Linked DNA regions of Mus musculus: all the other regions are linked to region 2. The links are chromatin loops, found by intact Hi-C in ENCODE. Cell type or tissue: gastrocnemius. All regions are shown on one strand. Each heading gives the region's core, and the rest is flanking DNA. Links, peaks and the distances in the headings are about the cores only.

What was found. A loop is a pair of places that touch in the nucleus more often than their neighbours do. Peaks named below come from ENCODE experiments on the same cell type or tissue, not always from the same donor. Only the 100,000 strongest peaks of a DNase experiment are listed, where the experiment ranks them.
Region 1: it touches region 2 in a loop (29-fold over the local background); 18 of 42 quality-filtered maps call a loop at or near these places.
Region 3: it touches region 2 in a loop (5-fold over the local background); 13 of 42 quality-filtered maps call a loop at or near these places.
Region 4: a loop joins it to region 2, with 5 times the contacts of the local background. A loop is called at or near these places in 9 of 42 quality-filtered maps.

The regions. Positions count from the first base shown.
Region 1 is chr14:71,665,918-71,674,365 of GRCm38, forward strand. All of the region lies in intron 1 of Gm34819 (a long non-coding RNA gene), which reads left to right. Among named protein-coding and RNA genes, the nearest start is that of Gm34819, 50 kb to the left of the region's middle. In gastrocnemius, for the core only: a CTCF peak has its summit at 4,701 (motif pointing left); DNase peaks (open chromatin) are centred at 4,696 and 5,960.
Region 2 is chr14:70,777,108-70,785,555 of GRCm38, forward strand. It overlaps Dok2 (docking protein 2), which reads left to right. Exons shown (of 5, transcript NM_010071.2): 5 at 352-1,387. The coding sequence ends at 966. Among named protein-coding and RNA genes, the nearest start is that of Dok2, 7.0 kb to the left of the region's middle. In gastrocnemius, for the core only: a CTCF peak has its summit at 3,835 (motif pointing right); a DNase peak (open chromatin) is centred at 3,849; H3K4me3 peaks cover 717 bases; H3K27ac peaks cover 469 bases.
Region 3 is chr14:70,891,434-70,896,433 of GRCm38, forward strand. It overlaps Gfra2 (glial cell line derived neurotrophic factor family receptor alpha 2), which reads left to right. Exons shown (of 9, transcript NM_008115.3): 2 at 4,339-4,653. Among named protein-coding and RNA genes, the nearest start is that of Gfra2, 3.8 kb to the left of the region's middle. In gastrocnemius, for the core only: a CTCF peak has its summit at 2,890 (motif pointing right); DNase peaks (open chromatin) are centred at 66, 830, 1,285, 1,842 and 5 more places; H3K4me3 peaks cover 2,131 bases.
Region 4 is chr14:72,367,181-72,375,628 of GRCm38, forward strand. No RefSeq gene overlaps it. Among named protein-coding and RNA genes, the nearest start is that of Gm9195, 90 kb to the right of the region's middle. In gastrocnemius, for the core only: a CTCF peak has its summit at 4,938 (motif pointing left); a DNase peak (open chromatin) is centred at 4,927.

The sequences.
Region 1 (8,448 bases), core at 1,586-6,585, 890 kb after region 2:
AGCTTGGGGCTGGGGTGGGGGAAGTGGAGCTCCAGCTAGTTCTATGGGGGAGAGTCCTTGGCTTGATGGGCAGCAGGCTTGGTGGCAGTAGTGGCTGGGTGTGCAGAGACACCTTCTACTGGAGATTAGGTAGTGGGTCTGTAGGCAAAGGCCTCCATGGCTCCCCATGGCAGATCTCAATGAAAAGAGAAAGTTTGTGGTTCCAAACCCTTTATTGTCATAGCGGAAAATGGATGCATAAAACTACTATACCCCCTTTTCAGGGTGAGCCTGAGATTAAATACCTTTTGCAGCAAGGAATGTCTGGGAAAGGATCTTATTGGCAATGTCCTCCCAGCCTCTAGGTACCTTGTTAGCATGGAGTTCTCTGTATTTGTACTTAGGTGACCACACATCATGCTCTTTTCCTATTGTCTTGGTCTGAGATGTTAAGGATGCCTCATGTACATGTGGAAGGACTTGGAGCATTGTTCTTAAGTGACTAATGGCCACAACTCTATGGGGGTCTGCTGATACAGGACAGGGGCTTGGTACCCAGAAACAGGCAAAGCTCCAACCAGTCCTTTAGGGTCTCTGGGGGGCTTCAAAGCCTTTTAGCTCAACTGAGGACCAGGATACCTCTCATTGCCCACTGCCCCACAGAAGCCCAGTCCAATTCTAGAGCCCATATCTATCTGCAGTGAAGTTTGGTTGCTGGGTTAGGAGAAAGGCTGTTGGATCTTGATTAATCCACACTGGGATTGTCCAGGTACCAGAATTAGGGAGGAGAAGGATTGCTTACCTAGTCATTGTTCACTCTTATAATCTGAGCTCAACTGTCTTTGTAAACACCTTCATTAGGAAGTCATCACTATGTTAGCCAGACAGCCTAGCGTGGACCTGAGACCTCCTTGAGAAGCCAGAACACAGTTTTGTCTATGAGTGCCATTGCCAGCCCAGAATTTCTGTTGCCATGGATTCCTTGGCCTTGGCTGACAACAGAAGGGACAGATAGAGATCATTCTCTACTTACCTACAGCTCCTCTGGGTTTCTGAGCCTGGAGGAATCTTTCTTTGAGGTGTGAAAAATCTTTATCTTCTAGTAATATTTTATATGGTTGAGCATCATGGACCTGGGACCTTTGATAAACTTTCTTGAAACTCTAACATTAATAAATAAAATTTATATAAAATAGGCAGTGTCAGGGTGTCACACAATCTGAGACTATTATATTCTACCTCCATGTGTAACAATAAACATTTATGGGAAACTCATTGGATTTTATTCTGATACAATATCATTGATCCTACTTCTCTTGTCTTTAGAGCTAGGGTTACAAAGTTACTGCAGGAAGCCACCTGTAGTTTAACACCCAGTTTATATTCAGGATAATCCTACCCTTAGGAGCAACAGTATTTTTTTTAGAACATGATTTTAATATTTTCAACTGTTAATATTCAACAAATAGAATAATTATTTTAAGATCTATTTTGTTGTTATGTCTCCCTTTTTCATTCCTGATTTTATTAATTTGGATACTATCTCTGTGCCCTCTGGTTAGTCTGGCTAAAGGCTTGTCTAACTTTGTTGGTTTTCTCGAAGAACCAGCTCCTGGTTTTGTTGATTTTTTGTATAGTTCTTTTTGTTTCTATTTGGTTGATTTCATCCTTGAATTTGATTGTTTCCTGCTGTCTACTCCTCTTGGGTGTATTTGCTTCTCTTTGTTGTAGAGCTTTCAGGTGTGCTGTCAAGTTGCTAGTGTAAGCTCTCTTCAGTTTCTTTTTGGAGGCACTCAGAGCTATGAGTTTTCCTCTTACCACTGCTTTCATTGTGTTCCATAAGTTTTGGCATGATGTATCTTCATTTTCGTTAAATTCTAAAAGGACTTTAATTTCTTTCTTTATTTCTTCCTTGACCAAGTTATCATTGAGTAGCGTGGGATCATCAGCATATTGATTCAGCATCTTGCCACAGCATTTCTCTGGGCTACTGCTCTAATTCATGTCTGCTTTCTAAGTCTCCACTGGATTATAGATACTTTAGAATTTGACTGAAGACATTTCCTGGATCATTTTCTTCCTCAGTAGTCTATGGATTGAGGGTCAGGTCTCCATCACGCCTTCTTCAACCATCTTTAGAGCTGATAGTGAAGATTCATTTGCATCTTCATCTTTCCACACCCCAGCTTTGAAACTTCATCATAGGCACCTGACTTGGATCCTTTGTCAGAATCCGCTGGTCCTGCTAATGCTTCTCTCCACTGCTGCCTCTTGACACCATACCCTTCATAATCCTACCTCCTTGTCTGAGATTTGCTATGTCTACAGATCTTCCAATCTCTTTTGCTCAATATCAGTCAATAGAACCTTCATAGTACAATCAACACGTACTCCCTGAACTGGTGGGTACTCTCTGATTTGGAGCTCTATTAAAAATTTAAATTTTAAATCCCAAGTGATCCAAATACACATTGAGCAAACTTCATATTCCAGCAATATTTGCAAAGAGAGAAAAATCAAGCCATTATGAAATGATATCCAATTAATTTCCATTAATGAAAACTGCATAAAACAAAGCCAGTCATCTGGGTCTGGATTTTTACTATAGCCTGCCTGATAGATGTCTGGTCCCTAGGCACATCCTTGTCAATTGCTCTGCTCAGAAGATATACGTTGTATGAGGATGAGCTCTATGCTGCAGCACCAATCTGGAGACAGGAAGAGGCAAGAAGGTGCCTGGTGGGTTATTTGGATATGGCTATCAATCAGTAGGCTTCTGACAGTGACAAAAGATATAATCCAGGGTGAAGGGTATAGTATTGTTAGCTAGAACTAAAAACATCTTAGGCTTTTAGGCATAACCGACACTTGACATCTTGGTTGTCACAACTCAAAACAGGAATGTCTTCTCTTTTTCCTGCCCACTTCTTCCACTGTTAGACCCTCTCAGTATTTTATTTTCTTTGCTTCAGAGTTTATCATTATTTTAAAGTAATATGATTGAAGAACAGATCTTAATAGTCAACTAAGCTGTTTTAAAAAAAATGATTGTTCAACTTGTCATTGTAGATAAGGTATAACACTTCAGTTTACCCTAGAAACAACCTGGGTCAATTTTTAGCATGCTAGAACTTGTACAAATGATTCCGAAGCTATGTTCCAGCTATTGGACAGCAGCCTTGGCTTAGCCAAGACTGGTGAGTAGTTAGGATGGCATTCTGTTGATGTGACAATGACACATTCTCTTCCAGTGAGACAAAGAGAACCGAGAGGAGGTAAGTTCATCTTTCCAGAATCTCCTTTGAGTATTCAACACCACAAACCCGAATCAAGATGTTGCCAGCAGATAAGAAGCAAGGAGGTTCAGAAGAGCTAGTGAGTGTCTAAGACTACAGACCTGTCTGCATCTTGCCCTAAATATTCCTAGATTTGAGTCCAAGGTCCTTATATACTTTCCATGGCCCTTTAAGTTCCAGTATCAGGGAACAGAAGGAATTATATCTCAGATCACGACAGGTGGATGTGACTAACAGGCCATTCTGTGTAACTGTTCTTGGACTTCCTCTGCTAATACATCCCTCTTAGGATCTCACTTACTGTGCATATGCATGTGCCCCTATATACAATCTACACAGAATCCTTAGGTCACCCCCACCTACACACAACGATTCATGGTTTCCCAGGTGATTGTCATTATTAACTGACTGGATTGAGAATCACCTTGAAAGAAAACCTTTGAGCATGTCTCTGTGAGAGTCTCTTGATTGAGTAAAGTCGTGGGAGAAGACCTACCTAAATGTAGTTGGTACCGTTTTGAGCCCAGGCCTCAGCCTTTGTATAGAGGAGAAAATGATCCAAGAACCAGCATTCTTCTTGCTCTGCTTCCTGGCCGAGTGCACAAAGTGACCAGAAGCCACTAAGACAGACTGTACCCTGAAACTGTGAGCGAAAATAAACACTTCAATTGATTTAGTTAGCTTGTCGCAAAAGCAAGAAAAGTAACTAATATGCCTAATTAGCACATTGCCATCTATATATTACCTCTTTACTTCTAGTCAAGGCAGTAAAGACACAGAAATGCCAGACAACTGGCCTGTGGGTGCACCATTGAGTAATGGCTGAGCTATGGCCAAGACCACTCTTCAGTCTCTTCATTACAGTGTTTCCCAACCTTCATTAAATACTTAGGGCTTGAGCCTTTTACAGACCACCTTGTTCCCTGTGAAAATGTGGTTCGCCCCAGTCCCCCTTGAATTCATACCCCAGACTAGAGACGAAGACAGCCAGCTGAAGAGAAATCAGGAGAGAGAACAATGCTATGGAAAGTCACCCACAAGCAGGAGCAGGGCATGAGTCTGCAAAGGGTCTATGTGCAGCAGACCATTCTAGAGCAAAGGCTCTCTGCCATGTAACCAGCTTAGTGAGCCTGAGACTTAGTTTGCTCGTCTTCAAACCATGAAGTGGCAGTGTTGCCTATGATGTTTATGCTCCAGATGTGGCAGATGGAGTGACTGCTTCTTTCTTCACTGCCCTGCAGCATCTCAGGCTTCTTCCTGGCTGGCCATGAGCCTTAGAAATGCCCAGGAAATAGAATAGCAGCTGTGGAGAAGTTTGATCCTTAAGCATCCTATTCTCCACTAAAGGGTGGCCACTGTTACTCCCTGCCCCTGTGCTGTCTGTCACTGCCTCCTGGCCTGTCAGCTGTGAGGCCAGCTTGCCCCCTGCTGGCCACCCCGCTCTAGATGGAAAGTAGTAGGCTTTGACCAGGCAGCATCTGTGCTGAGGGGTCTGGGAATCCTCTGTACTCAGAGTTGGTTGTGGGGGAGGGGGCAGGGCTATACTAGAGAGTGTATGTTGGGGGGTGGTGGGGGAAGAGGGTCAAGCTGAGTTGATTTTTCTCACTGTTTTAGGGGTGAATGACTTCCTGACATTCAGTTTGCAAATCTCCCTGACACAGTCCAATTGAAAATGTATCCTGGTGGCAGTTTGCTGTCCAGGGAATTGAGAAAGGGTAGGAGGAGGTGAATGCAAAGGAAAAGGAGGAAGGGATGGAAGAAGACAGAAGTTACATCAGTCCCACCAGAACAAGAGTCTAAGATGTATGTGTGTGTGAGTGTGTGTGTATGTGTATACATGTGCATGTGTGTGAATGTGTGTGAGAGTATGAATATGCAAGTCTGTGTGTGCTTGAGTGTTTCTGTGTGTGTGTATGTGTGAGTGTGAGTGTGTGTGTGTGTGAAGCCTGGGTGTGCTTGAATGTTCATGTGATTATGTGTGTGTGTGTGTGTGTGTGTGTGTGTGTGTGAGAGAGAGAGAGAGAGAGAGAGAGAGAGTGTGAGTGAGTATGTGTGTATGCATGTGCATGAATGTGTGTGAGAGTATGACAATGCAAGCCTGTGCATGCTTGAGTCTTTATGTGCTTGCTTGCTTGTGTGTGTGTGTGTTTGTGTGTGTGTGTGCATGTGCATGAATGTGTGTGAGAGTGTGAGAGTATGACAATGCAAGCCTGTGCATGCTTGAGTCTTTATGTGCTTGCTTCTGTGTGTGTGTGTGGGGGGGGGGTGTTTCAGTAAAAGAAAGAGACTGAAAAAGGCAAAATCAGAAAGATAGAGGTACAATAAAAGTGTCAGAGATATGGAAACAGACAGAGATACAGAGACAAACTAATGAAAAAAAAAACCAAAAGGACAGATGGGGAGGAGGAGAAGGAAGGGAAAGAAGAGGAAGACAGGGAAGAAGAAGAAGAGGGGGAGGAGGAGGAGGTAGTGGAGGAGGAGAAGAAGAGAAGAATCTATGTACTTCTCTAGCATAGGCTGTCATCTTTCCCTTGGGTTCAGGGATCAAATCTGAGACTGGAGCCTGAGGCTGTAGAAATCACTGGCTTTGTGAAGCATACTGCAGGACACAGAGGCCACCCTAGACCTGGCAGGAAGCTGCACAGGCAGTCTGGCAGCACCCCAGGCATAGGTGCTCTGATGAAGGGACCTCAGCAAACAGAGCATCTCTTATCTTTCCGGAACAGTTAAATCCCTCCACATCAGGCACAAATAGAATCCATCCCTGAGAGGTTGGGCTGCCCCATTGCCAGTCAGAGGCTCCACTTGCCTTTCAGTTTGGTCTTAAGATGCGATGGATACAAATTGCAAAGGTTTGATCAGCTTTTGTGCAGAAAGCAAATTTTATAGGAAAGGAGGGGGGAGGTGGGGGGAGGGTGGCAGGAGACAGAGGGGAAAAAAGCTGAAATAGAAAAATTGCTGAAAAGCCTCCTGCAGGCTGTCAGGAGCATTAACTTAGGATGATGTAGGAGAAACGACTAAGTGGTTTCTGTGTCAGCTACACTGAATCAAACATGCTCAAATATTAGCCTGTGAGTATGGCAACCAGAGAACCCACCTCAGAAACAGAAAGCAGTCTCTGTGTTTAAAGGGTTTCTTATGTTTTGCAAATATAAGGGAAGCTATGCATAAATTACCTTTGAAAGAGGGAGATGGATGGGAGATGAGCTGTTACACATTTCACTGAAAGAGGGGAATCATTGGATTGCTTGTACCCCATCTCAGAGGGAAAGCAAAGGGGGGCAAAGAAGAGACTGGCTCCTGAGAGCCAGAGAAGTGAGGCAGAGTGAAAGAGGAAAGGCCTGCTCTGTGAGACCTGCAGAAAGCAAGGGAATTCTGTCATTTCCTCTCTCCAGAAGTCTAGGTACTTCCAGCTATGTAACCTTCATCTCTTCTGCTTTCTTGTGAGGGAGTAAACATATGGAAGGTCTCAGCACAGGGAGACTAGGGTGCTGGCTCCCAGCCTTTGGCATTAGGCTGTCAACCTGTGACAGTCAGCCACCTTCCTAACTACTGATGCATGATATGTAATTGTAAATTAATTTAGCCATTAATTAAAAAAAATCATTTAGTAAAGATGAATAATGTATACTACGAATCAGGCATTATTCTAAGTGCTTTGCAGGTGATAATTTATTTAACTGCTCTAAATTGCTATTATATAAGGAAGAGGAAAGTGAAGAGCAAGGAGATCCCCTTTTTCAGGGACACGCCTTAGCCAGACAAGGAAGGAATCACACCTTGATATACATGCTCCTCTCTTTGAGCTCAGGAGACCCTGACTTACTTCTAACCTGACATGGCAAAGGTGATGGATGTCACTGTGTGGCCATGCTTTTTAGGTTCTCTGAAGCATCTAAGAGGGTTGTCATTTATGGGAAATGACACATGGCAAGGATATGGGTAGCCACCACTAAGAGCTGAGGTCAGCCCTTTAACAACCAGTTTCTAAATTCCGTCAAGACTTCAGGAGTTGAGAGAAGACCCCAAATCTAGAACTCACCTTGAAGATAGCATCCCTGAACAGGGGAACCTAAGCCATGCTTCTGACCCTCCTAAACCCTGGGTTAATGAACATGAACTATTTTAACCTCTTAAGTGTGTGGGGATATGTCACATGGTTCTAGAACCCTGACACAGTGGCTAAACTAGGCTATAAACCAGTGACTACCACACTCTTGTATGCTATATCTCCTGTCCACAGGAAGATCTCATATGTCTTCATCTGGACATCTGATTCTTTATTTCCATCTGTGACTAGGAGACTTGAGACTCTCGGGGAGGAGTTGAGAAGAGTGGAATTGTGACAGTCACCATGCCACAGCTGTAGGAGCATCCATGAGAAGCCCATGGCCTTTTTTGTTCATCCTTTGCTTCAGGTTCTGGTCCTCTCTATGTCTCTCATGCCCCTCTTTAGGTCCCAGCTCACTTCCTGTCCTTCTGTCCTTCACTGAGTACCTAATACAGCCTAGACACTGGGCTAGACCTAGAAGGCAAAAGCTTTTAAAGTCCATGTTCTTTATTTCTCTACTTCTTCTTCTCCTGTTATTCATAGAAACCAACATTTTTTTTCCTCTTAAGAAAGGCCTAGGCTCCACCCCCTCCAATTTACCCACTATTCTCAGCATTTCTTTCCAGTATATACAGCCTTACCTTACTAAAGGTAAGCACAGCACCTTGCTGCGATGATCACAGAGAGCTGAAAGACTGGAGGAGAGCCCAGGGGATGGCTGCCCCTCTGCTGACCTTCTCCATCTGGCCTCTTTCTCAGACAGAAACAGAGAATATGGTCAGTGAAAAAATAGGCCCTGGCACCTTCACCAGAAGGTAGGTAAACCATGCCAACATTACTTGTCCTCTGGCCAATGGATGGGTGGCACAGTGCCCAGGAGCCCTTGTTATGATACGAGACAATGAAACCACTCTCAGCCTTGAATTCTTTGCAATTTTAAAAGAGCATTTCAGCTAGATTTCAATGTCCATTGTGTTTGCAGGTATATACACACATACACACACATACCTCCCCACATATGTAAAATCATGTACAGGCACATAAATCCAGTCACAGTACTATAGACACACATTTGTACACTCATACATATACAAGCACACATGCATGAATTCCCCATAAATA
Region 2 (8,448 bases), core at 1,347-6,346:
AGACAGCAGAGGTGGGAGGGGAAGGAGTGAAAGCCAAGAGGCCTAGGTGAGGAGAGATGATGTGGAGAAGGGATGGGGAGGAGCGTGTTCTTGCCAGATGTGGTGGCACACAGCTATAATGTCAGCACTGAGGGGGCTGAGGCAGGAGACAGAGTTGAAGGCCTGCCTGGGCTACATGGTGAGAGCCTTTTCCCAAGTAAACAACCAACCCCAACAAACAAAATGCAGAGGCAGAGGGGCAAGAGCTCCAAGAGCTCCAAGAGAAGTTTCTGGTGCCAGGGTCAGCACTTTTCCATGTGGGTGGAGTCCAGGGAAGAACAGTTCTTTCCCTCTTTTCCCCCCTCACTGTAGGCAACTTTTTCCTTTGAGGCTGGCAGACGCTGTCTCTCTGGAGAGGGCAACTTTGAGTTCGAAACACGACACGGCAATGAGATCTTCCAAGCCTTAGAAAAGGTCATTGCTGTCCAGAAGAATGCCACCCCTTCCGGGCCTCCATCCCTGCCAGCCACAGGGCCCATGATGCCCACTGTGCTGCCTCGACCTGAAAGCCCCTATTCCCGGCCCCACGACTCTCTGCCTTCTCCATCCCCTGGCACACTGGTGCCTGGCATGAGGCCAGGGGCCCCTGAGGGGGAGTATGCCGTACCCTTTGATACGGTGGCTCACTCCCTGAGGAAGAGCTTCAGGGGCCTCCTGACGGGCCCCCCTCCACACCTTCCCGACCCACTGTATGACAGCATTCAGGAGGATCCTGGGGCCCCTCTACCTGACCATATATATGATGAGCCTGAGGGTGTGGCTGCCCTGTCCCTCTATGACAGGACACAGAGGCCCTCAGGGGAGACATGGAGGGAGCAGGCCACTGCCGATGGGGGTCCCAGCTCCCTCCAGCAAGACTCCTCTGTGCCTGACTGGCCACAGGCAACTGAGTATGACAATGTCATACTTAAAAAAGGCCCAAAGTAGGGGATGGCCAGAAGATGGGATATGTGGTTCCCAGGGAGGTCTTCGGAAGCTGTGGAGGGGAAATGGTGGCTTCTGGTAGAGTCCTTTTGGTTACTGCCCCTTCCTGGGCCCCAGGCTCGGTGTGCCTTATTTGTGTACTGTGTGAGTCACTAGCCTGGAGCAGAAAGAGGGCCCTGGAGGGACCCACCCTCCTCCTACACTTTTCCACTTCCTCCCACTGCCTTGGGTCTAAAGGGAACTGGGGCCATTTCTCTTAAGAGACAAAGGGTTTCCACAGATGTCCTGGCTCCTCGGTGTGGGCAGGCCTCCTGCCTATAGATGTTTTGTTCCTGGGACAACCCTGGCTTCTGGTTAGCAGCGAGAGTAGCTGTTGTCCCTCTAGCTCCCAGAGTTTTCTATACATTAAACCAATTTCGAACTACTCTTCTGTGGCCTGTAATGCTGTGAGGGGAGAGAATGCTGGGGCTGACCTGCCGAGTGCTTCTTCCACTGGCTGGGATGTCTTCCCTGGGCCTCTGCTGGGTCCTCAGCATTTGTCTACAGGGTCAGAGGCCCCAGGAGGTCTGGGACCCTCCCACCCCCCCTAGGAAAATCTTTATTTTAATCTGTCTTTTGTTTCTATAACTGAATGCCACAGACTAGGTAGTTTATGAAGAAAAAAGATTTTATTTTCAGCTTGTGGATCTTCAGGCTGGGGAGTCCACAAACACAAAATGTTTATGGTATCCAGTGAGAGCCTTCTTCTTGCATGATAATACCACAGTGGACATGATGTGACAAGAAGACAGCAAGCATAGAGAGAAAGCAAGGCTGTTCCCTGGATCATGCACTGCTTCCTGAATCACTTCATTCATCTACAGAAACAGTGCCCTCATCGTCCAATCCCAAAGCCCTGCTTCCAAATCCATGAGCATATAACTTGGGAGATTTTGTTTTTAACATATGAAACATGAGGTCCATTCAAAGCATGAAAAACCTTCAAACATCTGCTTTTTTACTTTTTGCAAGGACAGAAAAATGGCAGTGGATGCGTGAAGGGTTTGATGGCAAATCTGGATTTCGAGAAAGACTTAGCAGTTAATAGATTTTACATTTATCTACTTCTGCGTGTATGGGCAGGCAGGGCTTGTCACAGCTCCCACATGGAGGATGCAGGACAACTTGCAGGAATCAGTTCTCTCCATCCTCCATGGGTTCCAGGATGGAGCTCAGCCCATCAGTCTTGGCGATCTTTCCCTGCTGAACCATCTCATGGGTCCCAAGAAATGAGTGACTTATTGTATCTTTTATGCACTAGAAATAAGACTTACCGGTTGTGTGGTCCTGGCCAGCCTTTCCTAGGACATGATTCCCACCCCACCCCTCCTTACATATATGTGTAAAGCTGAGAGAGACAAGGCACAGATGGCTGTCCTTGAGAAGGGAATGTTAAGTGCCACATAGGCAGCCCAAGGCCAGGTGCTTCAGAAGCAGTTAATGTCCAAGAAAGACTTCATAGCAAAGGGTGGTGTTTGAGGTGGGCCTTTCAGGGTGGGAAGGGCTTTGATGGTACTTAAGGGGTCTGGGGGGAGAGAGGGAGAGGGAGAGGGAGAGGGAGAGGGAGAGGGAGAGGGAGAGAGAGAGAAAGAGAGAGAGAGAGAGAGAGAGAGAGGATATCTTGGAAGGAACAATACTAAAGCTACAGAAGGAGTCAGGAAGGAATTGGACCCAGAGCGAGCTGCTCCATCACTGTTTAGTTGGAATGTTGACTTAGTGATAGCAGGAAACATCCATCCAGTAGAAACCACATTTTGAACACTGAACTTTGATCAGCTGATCTCTATGGATGGGCTCCTTTTCCTCAGCGCCGGCATCGGGGCATTGGCAATGGCCTCCAATCTCTTGGTAGGTCAGGTGTGCCCCATGCCTCTTTGGCTTAGGACGACATGAACATTGGGAGGTCTTAGCAACACAGAAACCTGCTGTAGGTGGAGGGGTAGTGTCGGCAGCAGCAGATTCGGAGTATGTTGTGGGAAGCTCATTGTTAGTGGGAGAAGGAAGGGAGGTTTGAGGCTCTTGGGTAAGGAATGCCACAGGAATAAATCTTTAGGGACAGCAGCTCTGGGAAGCTGGACTTGGGGGTGAGAGGTATAGCGTAGAGATGCCACTGAAAGGGTTCCTGGGATTCAAAAGCTGCTACAGAGTTAGCTCCTGTGCAGCTTGGGTGACGAAGAAGAGAGGTTTCCAAGGCGACACTTAAGTTTCAGGTAGTGAGCTTGGATCCTCACATGCTGAGGTTAATTACGATGGCTACAGTAGCCAGGGGGTGAGTCTTTAATCCCAGTACTCCGGAGACAGGCATATCTCTCAGTTCAAGACCAGCCTGTTCTACAGAGCAGAGTTCCAGGGCAGTCAAGGCTGCATACATAAACCCTGTCTCGAAAAACTAAAAAACCAAAGAAGCAAAAAAGCAAGCAAGCAACCAACCAACCAAACAGAAAGACGGCGGCTGCATTCTGTCCAGTCACAGTGAGGTTCTAGTGCAAGACAAGGTTCTAGCATCCAGGAGAGTAATGAGCAACAGACACACAGATCCATGCCTTCAAGACCCCGGGTGTGTGGCCTCCTAGGTTTTGTCTTATGGTAGCTTTTGACAGTTATTAACGGAGTACGTAAGCTGGAGCAGGTAAGAGGTTCTCTGCCACTTTTGTCTGTGCCAAGGTTTGCATTCAATCTGCGGGTCCAATTCTCCAAGGAGCCCAGGCTCCTCAGGACATGGGGGAAGAGCATTGGGGCAGGAGTCAGGTAGACGCTTTGTGTCTCAAAGCAAAGAAGGCCACATTATTGATTCCTCACTTGGCACTTGACGCACTCATCCCGAATGTGCCCAGCAGGGGGCAGTGCCAGCCTGTGGAAACTGCAACTAGGGACTAAGCTTGCGAGGCGCGGTGGGTGCCTGGTCCTGAGGGACGAATTTCTCTACCTGAAGGATCTGGTGGTGAGGGGCAGCTTCGGGAGTCTTCCGAACCTTGGGATTCCCCTCCGGAAATGTGAACACGCTTTCAAAATATGGGATCCTGAGCCGATCCCTATCTCTTTGCGCCCTTCACCTTCAAGAGACAGAACTTTCTGGTTGCTCTACTCTGAGATCACGTGATCTCACCAGGGGACGTGGTGGACAGCTTGATTGGGGAAAAGTGGGGTGAGGGGTTGGTAGCTGCGGAAGTAGAGCATTTGGGGAAGCTGGGAGTGGCAATGAAAGTCCTTAGAAGGCTGTTGGGGAAATGCTGACTAGGTTTTTAGTGTCCTCGGAGGAAATGAGCCAGTGGGTGTGCCCCATTCTGCAGGGAGCTCTGAATGCCTCTTAGCTAGCTTTAGCTGTGTCTGTGTCACCGCGATGTGTGTGCATCATTCATCCAGTAATACTACAGAGCAACTGCCACTTGTATGTCCCTCTCTCTCAGAAGCTGGGATTCCGGAAGGTTCCCCAGCCCCTAGCCCCAACTCAAAGGAGCAAGCAGTGGGGAGCAGCAGAGGCGGTCACTGATGGGTCAGGGAGAGAAGCGCTTGAGAGCACCACAGACAGACACACTGAGGCAAGGCCTCCTTCAAGAGCCGCTGAGCCACCCAGGCGGCCAGGGGAAAGTGCACAGGCAAGGAAGGAAACAGACCTGCCATTGTGGGCCCGAGCAAAGGATTTACAAAGACCTTGCCACCCAGAATGGGTCTCTGGCTCTAGGCAAGCTGCTTAGTACCTGTTGATACTATGAGAAACTTAGGTGTATCTAGGACTATTATAGACTGGCTTAATCTTTTAATTGAGGTCATAGGTTGTCTAATGAATGGACATGTTCTGAGAAATTTGTCACTACACATTGTCACCACTGAATATTCTTTTATTAATTATTTCTTTTCTTTTTCTCTTCTTCTTCTTCTTCTTCTTCTTCTTCTTCTTCTTCTTCTTCTTCTTCTTCTTCTTCTTCTTCTTCTTCCTCCTTCCTCCCTCCTCCCTCCTCCTCCCTCCTCCCTCCTCCTCCTTCCTCTTCCTCTTCTTTTGGTTTTACAAGACAGGGTTTCTCTGTGTAGCCCTGGCTGTCCTGGAACTCACTCTGTAGACCAGACTGGCCTCAAACTCAGAAATCCACCTGCCTCTGCCTCCCGAGTGCTGAGATTAAAGGTGTGCCACCACGCCCGGCTTATTAATTATTTCTTCACTTTACATCCTGACCACAGTTTCCCTTCCTTCCCCTCCTCCCAGTCCTTCCTGCCAATCTCCATTTACTTGTCTTCTGTCTTTTCAGAAGGGGGGGGGGGGCTCCCATCAACCAACCCTGGCATATCAAGTTGCAGTAAGACTGGGCACATCCTCCTCTATTGAGGCTAGACAAGGTAGCCCCGTAGGAGGGAAGGGTCCCAAAGGCAGGCCACAGAGTCAGAAACAGCCCTTGCTCCGGCTGTTAGGGGTCCCACTTGAAGACCAAGCTGCACTAGTGTAACATATGTGCAGAGGGCCTAGGTCAGTCCCATGCAGGCTCCCTGGAGAGTGGTTCAGTCTCTGTGGGCCCTTAGGGGCCCAGGCTAGTTGATTCTGTAGGTTATCTTGCACCACTGAATTTTTATACCTATGTGATATATAACTGCGTACCTAAGGTACATGGTATGTTTGTATATATGTCTGTGTGTAAATATAATTTATACTATTTGCTATATAAATATAACACATATATGCATGTAATATATAATTTATATATGTTCTATATAATCACAATATATCTGTAATATGTATATATTATAGATGTGTGGCATAGCCTGTTTCACCTAGGATACAAACATGTAGAGCTATGTTATATGTGAAATACTGGATGTATTGGTAACATAATGGTATTTGTGTATATATAAACATCCAAGATAGAAGAGGGTCCATAAACATGCCAGGCAGGAGGTATTTTTTTTTCATCTGCTTTAATCTTACAGACTTTATATACAGCTTGTCATTGACTGAGATGTCATTGTGTGCCACAGCCATGCATTGGCATCAGGGCAGATAGGAGTTCAGGGTTCAGGTCCCCAGCTTGGAGGCATGTACCCAAATTCACTACTGCTGAATGCTGTGTCATTCCCATTCTTTTCTGACTCTCCCATTTCTCTTTATTCCTACTTTCTTCAGAGTGTATAAACTGTGTGCACGTGCATGTGCGCGTGTGCGTGCGTGCGTGCGTGTGTGTGTGTGTGTGTGTGTGTGTGTGTGTGTGAGCTAATCTGAGTAAACCTGCCCCACGCTTAGAGAAGGGGATGCCAGCCCCCCCCCCCCCCCCCCCCAGGAGGTTCCACCTGGACTTTCAGCATCTGGAAAGGTTTCAGCATCTGATTGTTTGAGCCTCTCTGGCTCACTCAGCCCTCCCTGGGGACTCTCCTCAGGCTGCTGCTGCCACCACTTTTCGGCCTTGATGTTAACCAGCCTCCTGCCTCTTGCCTTCTGGGCGTTGATTCAATTAGCCAAGGTGCCCACCTCTTGCAAGGGCCATTTATAAAATCAACTGGGGCAGCTGCAGAACCTCAGGCAGGGCAGGGCTGGAGAGATAGCGAGCTGAGAGGAGGAGGTAGAGGAATCCTGGGAGGGGGGTCTGATCCAATTAGGTGCTAGGCTGGCTTCCCCCTGGCAGGAGGCTGTACATCATTGCTTGGCTTTGGTCCTCTACTGCCCGGCACAGAGCAGAGTCCATCAATCTCCAGGCTGTGGATAGGGATGGTAGAGTGAAGGCAGTGGTATGCAGTGTTCACAACACTTCCATCTTTGTAGCAAGCATGCTTGGGACAGCTTAATGTTGTGGGCTGGGCACACAGGCTGCAGCTTGACTCCCTGGGTTCAAGTTCTACCTCTGCTCAAAGGCAGCTGTGTTTTTGGCACCTGCATCAGTTTTTGCTGGGGGAAAAGGAGATGGTAACACTTCTCCTCTTTGAAGTTTGTGGCAAAGATAAAAGGGATGAATGAAAGCATAGCTCCCAGGACAGTGCTTGGCACATGCTGAGCTCCGGTGTCTACCACAGTCTCATTTGGCTCTCAAACCAGCAGTCAAATTATGCTTATCTTAGTAATAGGGTCACTGGGTCATAGGCAAGCAGCTTCCCCACAGTCTTTGCAGAGAAGACTTGGGCTTGGTAGAGGTGGAAGGATTTGCCTGGACACATGGTTCTAAAGAATGAAGAAAGGAGGAAGAGAGGTCAAGGAGAGGTCAGAAATGCTTTGCCTGCAGCCTTTCCTTTCCACACTAGGAGGGGGAGTGCTGAGGACTCCTCAGCCTCAGCTTGGAGAGGGGTTCTTGGAGAAGGAATGTTTGAGATAGAGAGAAGGGTGTTGGAGACCTGCAAAACGAATGACTTGAAGTCAAACTGTGGGTCCAAGCTGGCAGCCTAAGTTCTGCTCGAGACAGCTTTCTAAATGCTCTATGTTCTTCTTCTCTAAGCAGTTCTCTTTTGTTATTCTAAAAATTATCTGGATAGCTCAACTCTTAGAGATCAAAAGCCCAGTTTATTTTTTTTTTTAACTTATCAATTCAGTCATTCCCCCAGGTTTCCTTTTGGTTATCCCATGAATCAGCATCCCTTGACCTCAGCCTTCTTAGGAAGAGTCAGCAAGCACAGACCTGTCCTGGAATTACCATGTGGACCATGACTGGGCCTAAATTCCCTCTGTCCCAGGCTGACCTTGAACTCAGGAATCTACCTGATTTTGTGTCTTTCTGGCAAGATGGTTTGTGGTGTAGCTGCCCCTACTCCTTCAGATCTGTGACACTCCTTACACAATTCACATTTTGCATGGTTGAGAAATGATCTATTTTTGAACTCATGTTTTCAATGTTCTTTCCCACAGCCGTAGGAGCTGTCTTGAACGCCACAGTATTCTACCATTTGCTGAGACCTAGAACACATTCTTGCCTCCCAGGCTCACGCTGTCTCTGATTATCATAGAGGCATTAACCTTGGCAGAGAGGACATTCCTCATAGGGGAACCATGAAAACATGTACATTATACAAGAAAGCCTTACACCCACAACAACCACCAATACTCAAGGAGTCCCACGCTCTGCTGGCTCTGTTCCAGGGGCAGGAAACCGCCATACTGCCCCTTATATGGCTATTTTGGACTCAGCAGGGGAGGGCAGATTCCTGTGGCTGAATCTGATGCTCACATGATCTATTATGCCTAGGAATGGTGCCACCAGCCGGGCAAGCTGCTGCATAGGCTAGAAGCAAAATTGGAGGCTAGGCAGCCTCAGGGAAGCACCCCTTTCATGATCACAGCATCCACTGGCACCAAGCAGTGAGCACTTTGGGGCAAGGGAGCTAGCAGCTGGCTAGGACAAAGCATCAGGTGGCTCAGCTAGTGCCACTTGCCAACTGGTATGGTCTGTGCAGATCCTGGGACTACTGCCCTGAAGCCAGAAAGAGGAACTGGGAGTAATGAAGAAGGAAGTTGAGGAGGAGTGGGTATAAAGCTGAGGG
Region 3 (5,000 bases), core at 1-5,000, 110 kb after region 2:
CCTCCTACTTGCCAATCAGTCTCAGGAACGCACCCTATCTCTCCACTCTCTGTAGCACTTTGCAAGTTTCTCCCTACCCACGGCCTCCCTTTCCAAGCCAGATGGGTAGGTGGAGCTCAGGCTTGCAAATGGGTGTTCAAGGCCTTCAAGAGCAACAACCCAGGGGCCTAGGGCATGTGACACGGGAAAGAGGAGGCCAAAGTTTGCTCCTTGGAAAGAAGATGGTGCGGGGGAATGCAGGAAAAGGGAGAAAACAGATCTTAACAAAGACCACTTACTGCTCACCCCATAAGCCCCCTCCCTCTGTGACAGGGAGGAGCGGCTGCCCAGTGGTTCTGAGCTCCAGCAGGCGCCTCCCCACCTCCCCTTATACTTTGTAAAATCTCAGCTGCTTGGGAAGCAAGGTCTAGGAATAGTTTACAGGTAAAGAAAAGATGCTTTCAAAGCTAAAGGCTATGTGTGGACCCAGGGTTCCCAGGCAAGGTTACTGGTAGGGAATTCTGGAAAATGTGTGTGTTTGTGTGTGTGTGTGTGTGTGTGTGTGTGTGTGTGACATCTGCTTTTAGTCCAGGTGCTGTTCTGCTTGTTGGTAGACCAGAATGAACTGGCTACCAAGCAGGGATCAAGAAATCACCTTTACCTTCAGCAGAAAAGGGCTCTGGATAGCCCAGACAGGGAGGTAGCCTTTGCTTATGGAAGATATGCATGGTCTAAGAAGTGCCCTCCAGATTGTAGGGGATTTGTAGTCAGGGTGAATAGATATTGGCTGTATCTTTGCTTGCTCACAGACTTTCTACCTCCCAGCTATGCATTCCCAGGGGACATAGCCCTGCCCTGGGGTGTGGCCTTCACCATACTTGCTTTCTCCACATGTCAGTAACCCTGTGGGTGGGAGGGACAGGGTAGGAGGGTAGAAGATGCTCTGGGCTCACTTTCATCCCTTTCCAGCAGCCTTGGGGGAAGTGAACTCTCATTCTGAATGAACTGTCACAAAATTTGACCTTATCTTCATTAATGGTCTGAAAACGTAGCTTTCTAGGGTCTTAGAATGATCAGAGCGAAGAAGAAAGCATTGCATTTCAGGTAAAAAGTGGCCAGATTGCCTGCTGTTGAGTTACACCCCTCCCTCATAAAGGATGCATGCTTCCAAGTATAGGGGCCCCCCTCTGAGGGGCAGTGGTATATGAGCACAATACCCTCCAGTATCAGACCCCATGTTGCACATTGGGTGATCCTAGCTGAGGAGTCAGTTCTCCTCAGATGTGGCAATGGGCGTCCTGCCCATAATGGGTGTGTACACGTATTTGCACGTATGTGTGTAGAGATTATGAGCCGAGAGCAGAGATGTCCGCCACTGCCTGCTCCCCAAGGGCTGAAATGGAAAGTGGAGGAGGAGGGGGTTGCCTGATGCCTCCTTGAGTTATGCCCCTTCAGTCCCCTATCCCTCAAAAAGTCCCTCTCCAAATCAGGGCAAAGGGTTCAAGGGAATGGCAGGCCAGGGGAGTCTGAAAAGCTCTGACAGGCTGGGATGAATGGTGTGAAGGAAACTTAAATCCAAAAGCCTTTTCCTGGCTAGATGACTATATAGTTGGGAACCACTTGGAAAGTCTGTTTAGTGTGGCGGTTCCTTAGCAGTTTGGGATTTCAGTCTCAAATCAGCAGTTTGGCTGGGGCCATGTCCCGCCCCCTTCAGATGCCTTTCTCAAAGGTTCTGAGTGAGACCTAATGTCAGAGGACTTACCTTATAGAGAAAGGGCTTTTAAACCCAACCATCCAGATTTCCAAGGTTGGCATAGGATGCCATGGAGAGAGGAAACAGAGTGGGCAGAGCACCAGGCCCCCCGTGGTATTCTAGCACATTCTGGCTGTTGAGGGGACTGTAGACACAGGAGGGCAATGTGGACCTCTGCCTTCCCCTCCCTGGCACTCCCTGGAACTGGTCCACACTGTCTATTCTTGATAATTCCAGGTTTTCTTCCTCCAGGCCACGAAGGTAGCCTTTTCTTCTGATTCTTGGCTAGCCTCTCCCGGTTACTGTGTTTCCCTTCTCTGCTTGGGCTTGGTTGATTCTGGGAGTTCTGAAGCCGAGTCCCAGAGATAGGGACAATGATCAAAAGGATGTCCTGGTCCTCTGCAGAAACTATTCTTGCCCTTCATGAACATCAGTTGACAGGATGAGGAAGCCCTTTGAGACTGGTGTGGGAGCCAGTAAAGGCTTGTGTTAAGGATATCAAGGGAGATTTTGGCTTCAGCTGCAGGGCAGGCCAAGACTGACTTTAAACTCGTGTAAGTTCTGAGCCCATAGAAGACCCAGCCAGAGTGCCAGCATGTCCCATTCTGTGTTCCGCTTGGGCAGTTAAACCTTTAGCTCAATCAGGTGGAAGGTGAAGTCCTATGGAACCCCGGGACAAAGTCAGAGAGAATGCAGAGCTGGCTGGCTGCCTGAGAGCAGCTGACAGGTGCGAGTTGGGGGCGTGGTAGTTCAGCTGTTCCTGGGTGGCCCAGAGGCACTAGAGTCCTGTAAAGGGATGCAGGAATCTGCTGAAGCCTTGAAAGAAAGCTGCTACCTCAGCTGTAGTGGAGGACACATCTCAGGCTAGTGCCTGGGCAGACCTTGCTTTCAGCAACTTCCACTTTGTATGGGGGTTTCTACGACTTGTCTTGTTTCAGTGTGGTTACATCCTTCCGCTCTTTCTGTTCTGGGCCAGGGTTTTGGTCAGCAAGAGAAGAAATTTTCCTTTGCTGTAATTGGAGCCTCCTCCATCGGGAGGCCAACTCCCTTTCATCTCCTTTGCTGTTTCCAACTGGGAATGATCCCCCTCACCCCCCCCCCCCGCCCCTCCCAGCTCTGGGGAGTGACAGGCTTGCTGTGTGCAGCTCTACCTGTAGGTGTCGCTGTCTCCCTGCAGTAGCTCCCCCATGAGCAGGGCCTCCTAGGGAGAAGGCCTGAGCGTGGCAGCTCTGAATGAGGATGGAGTAGGGGGATTCTGCAGTATTCTGAGGAAGGGATGACTGACCTAGAGTTTTATTCTCTTTTGGGTGGGAGGGAGTGGAGAAAGCCTCTCAAATTATTCTTTGGGTCCTGCAGAAGGCAGTCTTTGCTCTGGCAGAGAGATGTGGCTTTTTGAGGGGGCAGGGTCTGGAGTTAGGGCTTTAGGAAGGACAGGGAGACAGGAAGATGCCGCCTGTGTCTGGAGGAAACCATTTTGGAAGCTTGGCTTTGAAAGGGTCCGGCCAGCTTCTCTCTGCCCTTCATGTCCAGTCCTCAGGCCCCTCCCTTCTGGGGACACTGTGGGAGGCAGATAAGAGGGAGTGGGCTGAAGCCATACTCAGGCTGGAAGGCAGGGCCCAAAGGAGGAGAAGTCTTTTCTTTCTAGAGTTGATTTATTAATTTGCTTTAGGAAGGATATATAAAAAAGACAGGATTTCAGAATAGTGTATGAAGGAAAGGAAAGAGAGAGAGAGAGAGAGAGAGAGAGAGAGAGAGAGCACATTTAAAAGGAAAAGGTGGTGAGGTCGGTTGAGAACAGAACCCTTGGGAGACAGGAAACAGGAGATGATGGGAGATAGAGATGGGAGAGGTCATGATGGGGAAGCAGCACGGGGAGTGGGTTTGCCCCTGTGCTCTGGTTAATGAGGTCTCTCTTGCAGGGAGCTGGGGAAGAACTTGGCCCGTGCAGACACTTTGCCAGGCCTCTGTCTGGTGTGAAGTTGGCAGATACAGAAAGGCAAGGCCCGAAAGGGGTCTTTGCTTCTCTCTGCTGGGCCTCCTGGATTGAGTTAGGCTTGTCTCTGGTTGTCTTCTAAAGGCCTAATGATAACAGAAATGACGAGACTGAGGGGCTGGAGGGGGCTTGCTGCTTCTCTGTGTGTGACCTTGAGTTGGACCCGAGCTTCCCTGGAATTTGATGTTGATTGAGTTCTTCCTAAGTTTCAGACAGGCTCTGAGGGTTAACTGACTTTTGGAGCCTTGGATGGAGCGGAGGTTTGTCCACTGGGAGTCGAGACAAGATCCCTTTGCATAACCCTTGCCACTCCATGTTGAGGCCATGTCATTCTGTCTGGACTATTGGCATCTTAGCCTACTGGCAGTTTCAGTGAAGGCCTTCCTGGATTTAGCATGCTGTGTTCCACCACCTAGGATTGCGCTCAGGAGAAAATGAATGTGAACCATGGTTGTAGGGGAGCATGGCTGACTAGGTTGGGTCTACGTTGACCTTGGTCTTGGTGTACTTTGGTATGGAGAGGGTAAGAAGTTCCTTCAAACCTTAGGCCTACATTGGGGTCAGAGACTATGATGACCCTCATTCACGCTTGTCTTCCCTCCCCACTACCCAGACGAAACCCTCCGCTCTTTGGCCAGCCCTTCCTCTCCGCAGGGCTCTGAGCTCCACGGCTGGCGCCCCCAAGTGGACTGTGTCCGGGCCAATGAGCTGTGTGCGGCTGAATCCAACTGCAGCTCCAGGTACCGCACCCTTCGGCAGTGCCTGGCAGGCCGGGATCGCAATACCATGCTGGCCAATAAGGAGTGCCAGGCGGCCCTGGAGGTCTTGCAGGAAAGCCCATTGTATGACTGCCGCTGCAAGCGGGGCATGAAGAAGGAGCTGCAGTGTCTGCAGATCTATTGGAGCATCCATCTGGGGCTGACGGAGGGTAAGCTCGGGTGGGCTCCACGGGAGGGCGGCGATGGGGAAGGGGGTGGATGGATCTGGCCAGGGATCCAGAAGGAAGGAAGAACTTGGTAAAAGGGTGACCTGATTTGAATCTGGGGAATTTAGCTACCCCCTCCTAGGAGGTCAATGGTGATAGAGAAAGGGAGATGACAGGGTAGAGGATGAACTGGATGACGGGCTGCAAGCAAGGGCAGCGAAACTGTGCCCACGAGAGGAAAGAGACACCAGGCAGACATTTAAGGGAGAACAGGAGGTATCAGCCCCTGCCACTCTAATGCCCTGTTCCCTGGAGCAGAGCCCAGAGTCAAGTCTTTCTTCCTTCATGTG
Region 4 (8,448 bases), core at 1,891-6,890, 1.6 Mb after region 2:
CCTTCCCTGTCTTCCTCTCTCCACTCACATTCCAAGTGCTTGATATAAAGTTTATGCTGTGTGGAGTGTGCCGAGTGCCACCATGATACTATCATAATATATATGTAGCTATGCTACTATCATAAGAGAAAAGGAAAGGATAAACAGAAGAGAGGAGAGGAGGTTTGAGGAAGAGTAGTGGTGACAAGAAGAGACATGAGCTGGTGGCATGAGGGAGGCCCTCTTTTGTTCTTTCCTAATAAACGTCATCAGACGTCAGGCTATTCACAATGCAAGGAAAACACTGCACTTGGGGCCTAGTTAGCTTTCTGCTACTGTGATAAATACCATGACCAGACGCAACGGGGTGGGGTGGGGGGGTGGAGAGAAAAGGGTTCATTTCAGCTGACAGATTACAGTCCAACAGTAAGGGAAGCCAAGGCAGGAACTCTAAGTGCTCCCTTCTTTGTCAATCTCTCTCTCTCTCTCTCTCTCTCTCTCTCTCTCTCTCTCTCTCTCTCTCTCTCTCTCTCTCTCCTCTCTCTCTCTCTGTCTCTTGTGTGTGTGTGTGTGTCCCTCTCTCCATCCCTCCTCCTGTGTGTGTAAGTGAATGTGGTTTACATTCAGCTGATTTCCTTAGACAGCCTAGACTCACAGGCCTAGGGATAGCACCGCCCACAGTAGGCTGGACCTCTTACATCAATTAGCAAACAAAACAGTGTCCCCCAGATACATTGGCAGGCCAATCTTCAATTGAAGTTCCCTGTTTCCAGGTGACTCTTGTTGTGCCAACTTGACAATAAACACTATCCAGGAGAACTTGCTAGCCAATGCAGTTCTTTCCCCCCAACATTATATTTCTATTGATTAGTTAGGTGGAAGTTTCACATAATGCACCCTGATCTCATTTACCCCCCCGCCCCCCCCGATCCACCCCTCCCTCCCTTGTGATCCACACCCCCCAAAAAAGGAAAAAATACCAAGTCTAATTCGTGTTGCACATATAATCACTGGAGTATGGTCAAACTCCCAGTGGCCAATCCCTCAGAGAAAACTGAGTCCTTCCCCATCCCCTCCTCTGCCAGAAGCCATCAACTATGAAGAAGTGCACTTCAGGCATATTTCTTGAACATGCCTTTTATTCATCCTTCAAAACATTGCTACCCCTAGACTTCTCCTCCTTAAAAAATTCTAAAACCAACATTCAAGCCTCCTGGTTGATTCTTGGCTTAACAGGCCAGGGTCCACTACAAGGCCAAGCTACCAGGAGTGTATAGATGTAATGACTCATACTTCTAATCCCAGCACTCAAGAGACATAGGCAGGAGAATTTCTGTGAATTGGAAGCCAGACTGGGCTACATAAGGAGTTCCAGTAAAATGTGGATGATGTTTCATCAATAAACAAACAACAAGGATGAAGCCAAGATCCGAGTAGTCCGCAATGTCAGAGTCAGTCATTGCCAACCTTGCCTGTCAGGCTCTCAGCCCATATAGCCTGGGTCTCTGACAGATGTGCATAAGAACCTTGGTAGGTCATCATCATATACTGTAGCCCAGGTAACAGACATTCACCTTGCATCTCCGCATACACTCCTAGGCCCACAAGCTTTGAGGCCCATGCAACCCCAGGTGCCTTCCACAGGCTGAGGCCCTGGGCTGGCCTGAAACTCTCTACCAGGGTAGGACTAATAGAAGGCTGGTGTGCTGCTCAATTTAAAAAAATAAAACGACCCATAAGGTGGGTAATAACTGTCCTGCAGAGAGATATGAGTGCCACTAAAGCCGTCATACTGGGGAAAAGGAATGATTGCTCATCTCTCTCGCACTCTTGCCCACCCCTGTGAGCCTCAGACACGTGTGTGTGTGTGTGTGTGTGTGTGTGTGTGTGTGCGCGCGCGCGCGCGCGCGCGCGTGTGCGCATGCTCACTCACACACTCCGGAAGAGAAAGGAGTTGGACAAGAGGTACTGTGGGACGGTCAAGTATCCAGCCCTTGCAGCAGTGTGCCCAGTCCTGGGTTAGACAGCATGAGCCCTAAGCCAGTGCACTTCAGAAACACCCAGGGAACTTTGCAATCAGGCCCCACGGCTCCACTCCAGCCACTTAGAAGCAGAGACCTTGATGTTTTCTTCAGCCCTGCAGGTGATGGTGTTGAAGCTTATCCAGGCGCTGGCTTTTACAGACCACTGCAGTGGGGAACAGCGCAGGAGTGTAGAATGTGCTTTGTCTTTAAGGAGCTTACCGCATAAGCAGGAAGATAAGACTCATTTATACACGGTAAATTTAATTATTCCCTCATCTGTGTTCAAATAGTGCCTCTGTGCTTATCTTCATTATAGCTCTTGTTTCACTGAGTTGGAAGCGTTTATTAGCCCCTCTCCTTTATCAGTTTTCTGTGAACTATCCGAAGGCAGGGGCTACGGCTACGTCCATTCGTCTTGGGTAGGTTTGTGCTCACAATCATTTAATGGTCCATTCCTTTCTTGATGCAAGAAAGCGCAGGGAGGCTGGGGGTGTGGCTCAGTTGCTACAGAAGTTGCCTGGTGTTTGTAAAGCCCTGGGTTTGATCCCTCGCAGGACAGGAACTGGTCGTGGTGATGCACACCTGTAGTCGCAATACTAGGGAGGTAAAGATGGGAGGACTAGGAAGAAAATCCCCAGACTCACGGCAGATGGAGAGAACTTCCTTTTGCACACTGTCCTATGACCGCTATACAAGTACTGTGGCGTACACAGCCACACACATGTATGAGAGAGAGAGAGAGAGAGAGAGAGAGAGAGAGAGAGAGAGAGAGACTCTCGTGTCAAGTAAGAACCAGCTATACAGTGGCAAAGAAGCCCAACAAGCCCCCAGCTATCCTGGAACTAACATGCCAGCGGGGGTGAGGACAGGAACAGTCAAGTAAATCAACAAGACTATGGGAACATCCTGAAGTCACTGGCACTGGGTTAAATGTAAGTGAGGATGCTGGGGAAACAGCACAAACATCTGGAAAGAGCATCAGGCAGAAGCAGCAAGTACAAGGGCCGGAACAAAGGCTGGTGGGAACTGGCTGCTCCTGATGTGGACAGAAGGCTAAGATGGCCGGACTTAGAGATGAAGGATCTGAGGCTACAGAGACAGAAGCTGAATGGCCCATAGACTGAATGAATGAAATGATAGATTCCTCCTCCTCTCCCTCCTCCCCTCCCTCCTCTTCCTCTCCCTCTTTCCCTCCCTCCTCCACCTCCTCTCTTCCTCCCCCTCCTCCCCTTCCTTCTTCTCTTTTTCCTCCTCTCCCTCCTTTCCGTCTTTCCCCTTCATCGTCCTCTCCTCTTTTGCTTCTTCTGCCTCACTCTCCTATTCTTTTTCTTCCTTCTCTGCTTCTTCTCCTATTCTTTTTCTCCCTCCTCTGTCTCCTCCTCCTCCTTTAATAAACAGGCTCTTATTGTGTAGCCCAACTTGGCCTCCAATTCACTATGTAGTTATGTAGCATGGTCTAATCTCAAACTCATAATCCTCCTGTCTCAGCATTGTGAATACTGTGAATATAGGCCTGAACAACCACAGCCAACTATTTTCCACTTCTGTTTCCTCTTGATTCAAAATACGACGACACAACATACCATTAGACCATCTTAACCAAGGGGATCAACACACATGATTAAATTCTTCTTCTTTTACAAGTCACTCCCCCCCCGCCCCCCACCCATTGGATCAGGGAGTTGAATGGAAACAGAAGACAATGCTGAAGACAATTTTCAAAGTCCAGACAAGAAATAGTGTGCAAAGCAAAAGAAGTAGAAAAGGGAGGAGAGCAGGCGCCAGCATGATTTCAGAAGCTTCTCTCAGTCCGCTGATAGATAGGGTGGAGTAACGCCATCAGAAATGACTCCTGGATTAACAAATAAGCCCAGTGCCTGGAACATAATAAGTGCTTGATGGATGGTTACTGAACAGCTAGATGAATGAGCATTAAACACCTCAACATCAGCTTTCCAACATAATTATGTGCCAGCGTGTCTGGTGCAGATAAATGCACTGGATCATCAAAAGGATGTCATCGAAGCCAGAGGTAAGAGTGCATGCCTGTCATTCTGGGTGTTCTAGAGGCTGGGAAAGAACAGCCATGTCTCAAGAGTTCTCATGAGTTCAAGACCAGCCTAAGCAACATAATGAGACACCGTCAGAGAGAGATGGGGAGAGAGGGATCTAGGAAGAGGGGAGATTTGAGCTTGGAAGCTTGGAAGCTTGGAAGCTGACTATCGCCAGGTTAGAGAAGCAAATGTGAAAGGAGATGATAGATCAGATCGCAAAAGCAAGCCTGGCTGCGCTGCTGTAGTGTTTGGGAAGAGATATTTTCGGTTTTGGTTTTGTTGTGTTCTGTTGTGTTGTGTTTGAGTGTGGTTTGGGGATGGGGTATGACGATGTAAACCATGACTCTACTGATTGGTAGGATTACTGTCACACTTGAGCCACCACATCGGGCTCAATCAGATTTAAGATTGGTTTCATTATTTGGGGGGAGGGGTTCTGCCTTGGTGGGAGGAGCCTGAGTTGTTTTGTTGTTGTTGTGTTTTGTCTTTTTTGGTTTGGTTTGGTTTGGTTTGGTTTGGTTTGGGGACAGGAAAGTGAAGAGAATTGCAAAGATGCCTGTGGTGGCAAAGCAGAAGAAAGGACAGAGAACTCACTCAGATCCCAGCTACAAGCAGGACTACTGGTCCTCCCAGATAACTGCCATGGGTGGGGCATCATCTAGGGAGCACCATCCTTAGCAGCCAGGGACCTGACCCCATTAGCGGGATGGCAGGAAGAGACTCCATTTGGACCCTCTTATCTTTCTTCGGCAGTTCAGTAAAACGACCAGCTGGCCACTAGAAGCAGGCTGGTGGTCACAGCCAAGAGCACATGCAGAATCCCACCGCAATCTCTCTACCGGAGATGCCTGGCCAGCGAATGACAGCAGCGCCCTCTGCTGGACACATACTGTCTTGCAGCCCACAAGGACATCGACTGTCTTCTGCAGCCAGATTAAGAGATGAGGGAGTTAGTTAGGCAGCCAGCCGGGGAGCCCCATAGAAAAGACAAGTTCTCGAAGGAAGCTGGAATTGTTCCTAATGAGGACCATCTGCTCAGAAGGCAGGTAATCTGAAATGTCTGAAATGTCTCACTCAGGCCGGCCTCCGTAGGGACGCCAGTTTTCCTGAAGGGGTCACACAGGAGCGCTTCTGCTCCCTTCGTTTTTATTTTTTTATTTTTGGGGTTTTCGATGGGCACAAGTAGCCGATATATTTCTCCTCACTTTAAGCTCTTGACCTGTGTTTTGCCTCAAACATATTGCGATTAGGTCGCATGCGCCCACGCACGCGCATGCACACACACCCACGCCCACGCAAGCCCTCACAAACGGACACTCCAGATCTGCATGCATGCATTCCATTCACACAGCAGATATTTATTGAGCACTTAGTATGGCTCAGACATGAGGTTAGCCCCTGGGAACACAGAGATAAATACATAAGGCTTTCCATGGAAGGTAGTTGTCTGTATATAGACTGCTCTATACAGTATGCTAGCAGGACCACAAGGAGGAGCCCATCCCAGGTTGAATCAGTTACAGGTAACTTATTGAAGTTAACACATTGCATCTAGATCTTGACAGAAACAAGGATGTGTCTCTGTCAAAAGTGATAAGAGGCCATTGAAATGGCTCGGTGAGTAAAATTGCTGGCCTGATGACCTGGGACCCATGCAGCAGAAAAAGAGAGCAAACGACTATAAATTGTCCTCTGGCCCTATTCCCATTATACACTCAAAGTCTTTTTTTTTTTTTTTCAATAGTGATTTTTATAGTTCCAGGAAGATACCAGCACTCAAGAGACAGAAGCAGGAGAACCATCATCAGCTATATAGGGAATCTGAGGCAGCCTAGTATACAAGAGGCCCTGGCCTCCCCTCCTTCCCCACCCCCCACCCCCCCACCCCCGCCCCACAACACACCAAGAAGCAGCAACCGCTCATGGGGGATGGCCGGTGTTGGGGGGATATCTTAAAGAAGTTTGGGGGCTGGAGGGATGGCTCAGCTGTTAAGAGTCTCTGCTGCTCACAGCCACCAGTAACTCCAGCTTCAGAGGATCCAACAACCTCTTCCAGCCTCTGAGGTCACCTGCACACACATGGTGTGCAAGCATGATCATGGGAAAGGCACGGGATTGTTAGAGGCACCTTTAGTGGCAGCAAGCGACAGTGCCAGGGGATCTGGAGAGAGCTGACTGCCGAAAGCCTTTGTTACAGAGTTTGTGGGGACCTGGGAGTCAGCTCAAGACACCCCAAGACCAAGTTCTCAGCATCCGTGAGATTTTTCCCTTGAGGTACAGAGGGCAGGGAATAAGAGACAGAGACAGGAGATAGAGAATGAGAGAGATTGGGAAGGGAACAGAGGAGGGGGGAGAAGAGGAAGGGGTATTTGTACCATGGGACAAAGGACTGTCTGTGGATAGAGAGGAGACAGACATGGCCCATACAAATATGGTGGTTTATAAAGGTACAAGGGGAAAGAAACCCCATGTTAGCACAAGGTGCTTAATTTTAATCAGGCATGTTAATAAGGTGAGCAGGGGGGGGGGGGACACACTTTTGACTGCTGAACCTCAGTAGTCAGCCTTAGGAGGAGGAAGTGGCCAAATAAGGGAATAGTCCTTAGAGGGAATGGGGAGAAGAGTAAGGTTTGCCATGCTCAAACTGGCCACAGTCCCTTTAGCTTGGGCTCAGGGGAAGGGCCCAGACTGTATCCATGGTACCTTAGAAAGAAGTTGTTACTGGATGGGCATGGTGGAGCTCAGAAGGCTGAGGCAAAAAGATTGAGAGACTCTGAGAACAGGCTGGGCTGCATAGGGAGTTTGAAGTCACTCTGAGCTATATAGCAAGACAAGGAACAGAGGGAGGGAGGGAGGGAGGGAGGGAGGGAGGGAGGGAGGGAGGGAGGGAGGGAGGGGAAGAAACTTCAGTGGGGATGAAGATCAGTACCAGAGTATGGGCCTAGCACACAGGAGATCCTGGGTTCCATTCCCTGCCCTGCAAAGAAGGGGTAGGGTAGGGGGGTAGATATTGACACTGATGACTGAGGGCCTGGAAATACCTATTTGTACCCAACGCTTTGCCATCTCTGGGATGTTTTCTAGAGAGTCAAACAAGCATCATCTCTACCTCTTCTTCTTCAAGCCCTAGACAAACCCAAGCAGTGAGCGAGCACTTTGTCTGAACTGTATGCCTTGGGCTGGAAGATCTTTATGTGACCTTCATTCCTCTCTAAACTGTCTTAGTCAGGGTTTCTATTCCTGCACAAGCATCATGACCAAGAAGCAAGTTGTGGAGGAAAGGGTTTATTCAGCTTACACTTCCATACTGCTGTTCATCACCAAAGGAAGTCAGGACTGGAACTCAAGCAGGTCAGAAAGCAGGAGCTGATGCAGAGGCCATGGAGGGATGTTCTTTACTGGCTTGCTTCCCCTGGCTTGCTCAGCTTGCTCTCTTATAGAACCCAAGACTACCAGCCCAGAGATGGTCCCACCCACAAGGGGCCTTTCCCCCTTGATCACTAATTGAAAAAATGCCCCACAGCTGGATCTCATGGAGGCATTTCCCCAACTGAAGCTCCTTATTCTGTAATAACTCCAGCCTGTGTCAAGTTGACACAAAACTAGCCAGTACACTAAACCTAAAGTAAAAAGAACGAAATGCATTGTGCTGCCCAGCACTGTTTAACTCTCCCAACCTCCTGCACGAGCTGAATCTGCTCTGGCCAGACCATCCCCTGGGGACAGGTAGCAGAGAGGTATCCAAGCTGTGTATCTAGCACCTCTCAGGTGATCAAAGGAACACTTTTTAAAATCACTAAAAATTGTTCTTCAGCAGGGTGTGGTGGTATCCCTGTAATCCCAATCCCAAATCTTGTATTCAGGGCATTGAAGCCCGGGGATGCTTAGTACGACTCTGCCAAGAGTGTGTAATGTACACGGTTGGAGGAGCTTCCTTGAGCTTCTTCAGCAGGGGAGCCTGAGAGACTTGTCATGGGATGGGGTGCAGTTCCTTCCATAATCCCAAATAAACCTTAAGTGTGAATGTGTTCATCCATTAGTGTTCCACACAAGGGTCCATCCCCACTAAACACCCGGGCAGGAACTGACAGCGGAGACGAGAATGTCCCAGGAGGACAGACCTGGAGAGCCTCCATGGAGCTGACTGTGTCACTGTGCAGATTTTGTGAGAGTCCACAGTGTCACAGATCTGTAAGATGAAGGGGCTTCTAGAGTGACCCTCCAGCAAGTGCCCTGGAGCCCCACCAGCCAGGGAAGCCTGTGAGTGAGCGCTGGTTCATTGGACTAGTCACTCTCCAGGACTTCTCCAAAAGCTGAATATGAATATTTCTAGGGATGGAAAAAGAATCTTCACCTTCTCAAGTCCCAAGCACCCAGACAGTCCAAATGTC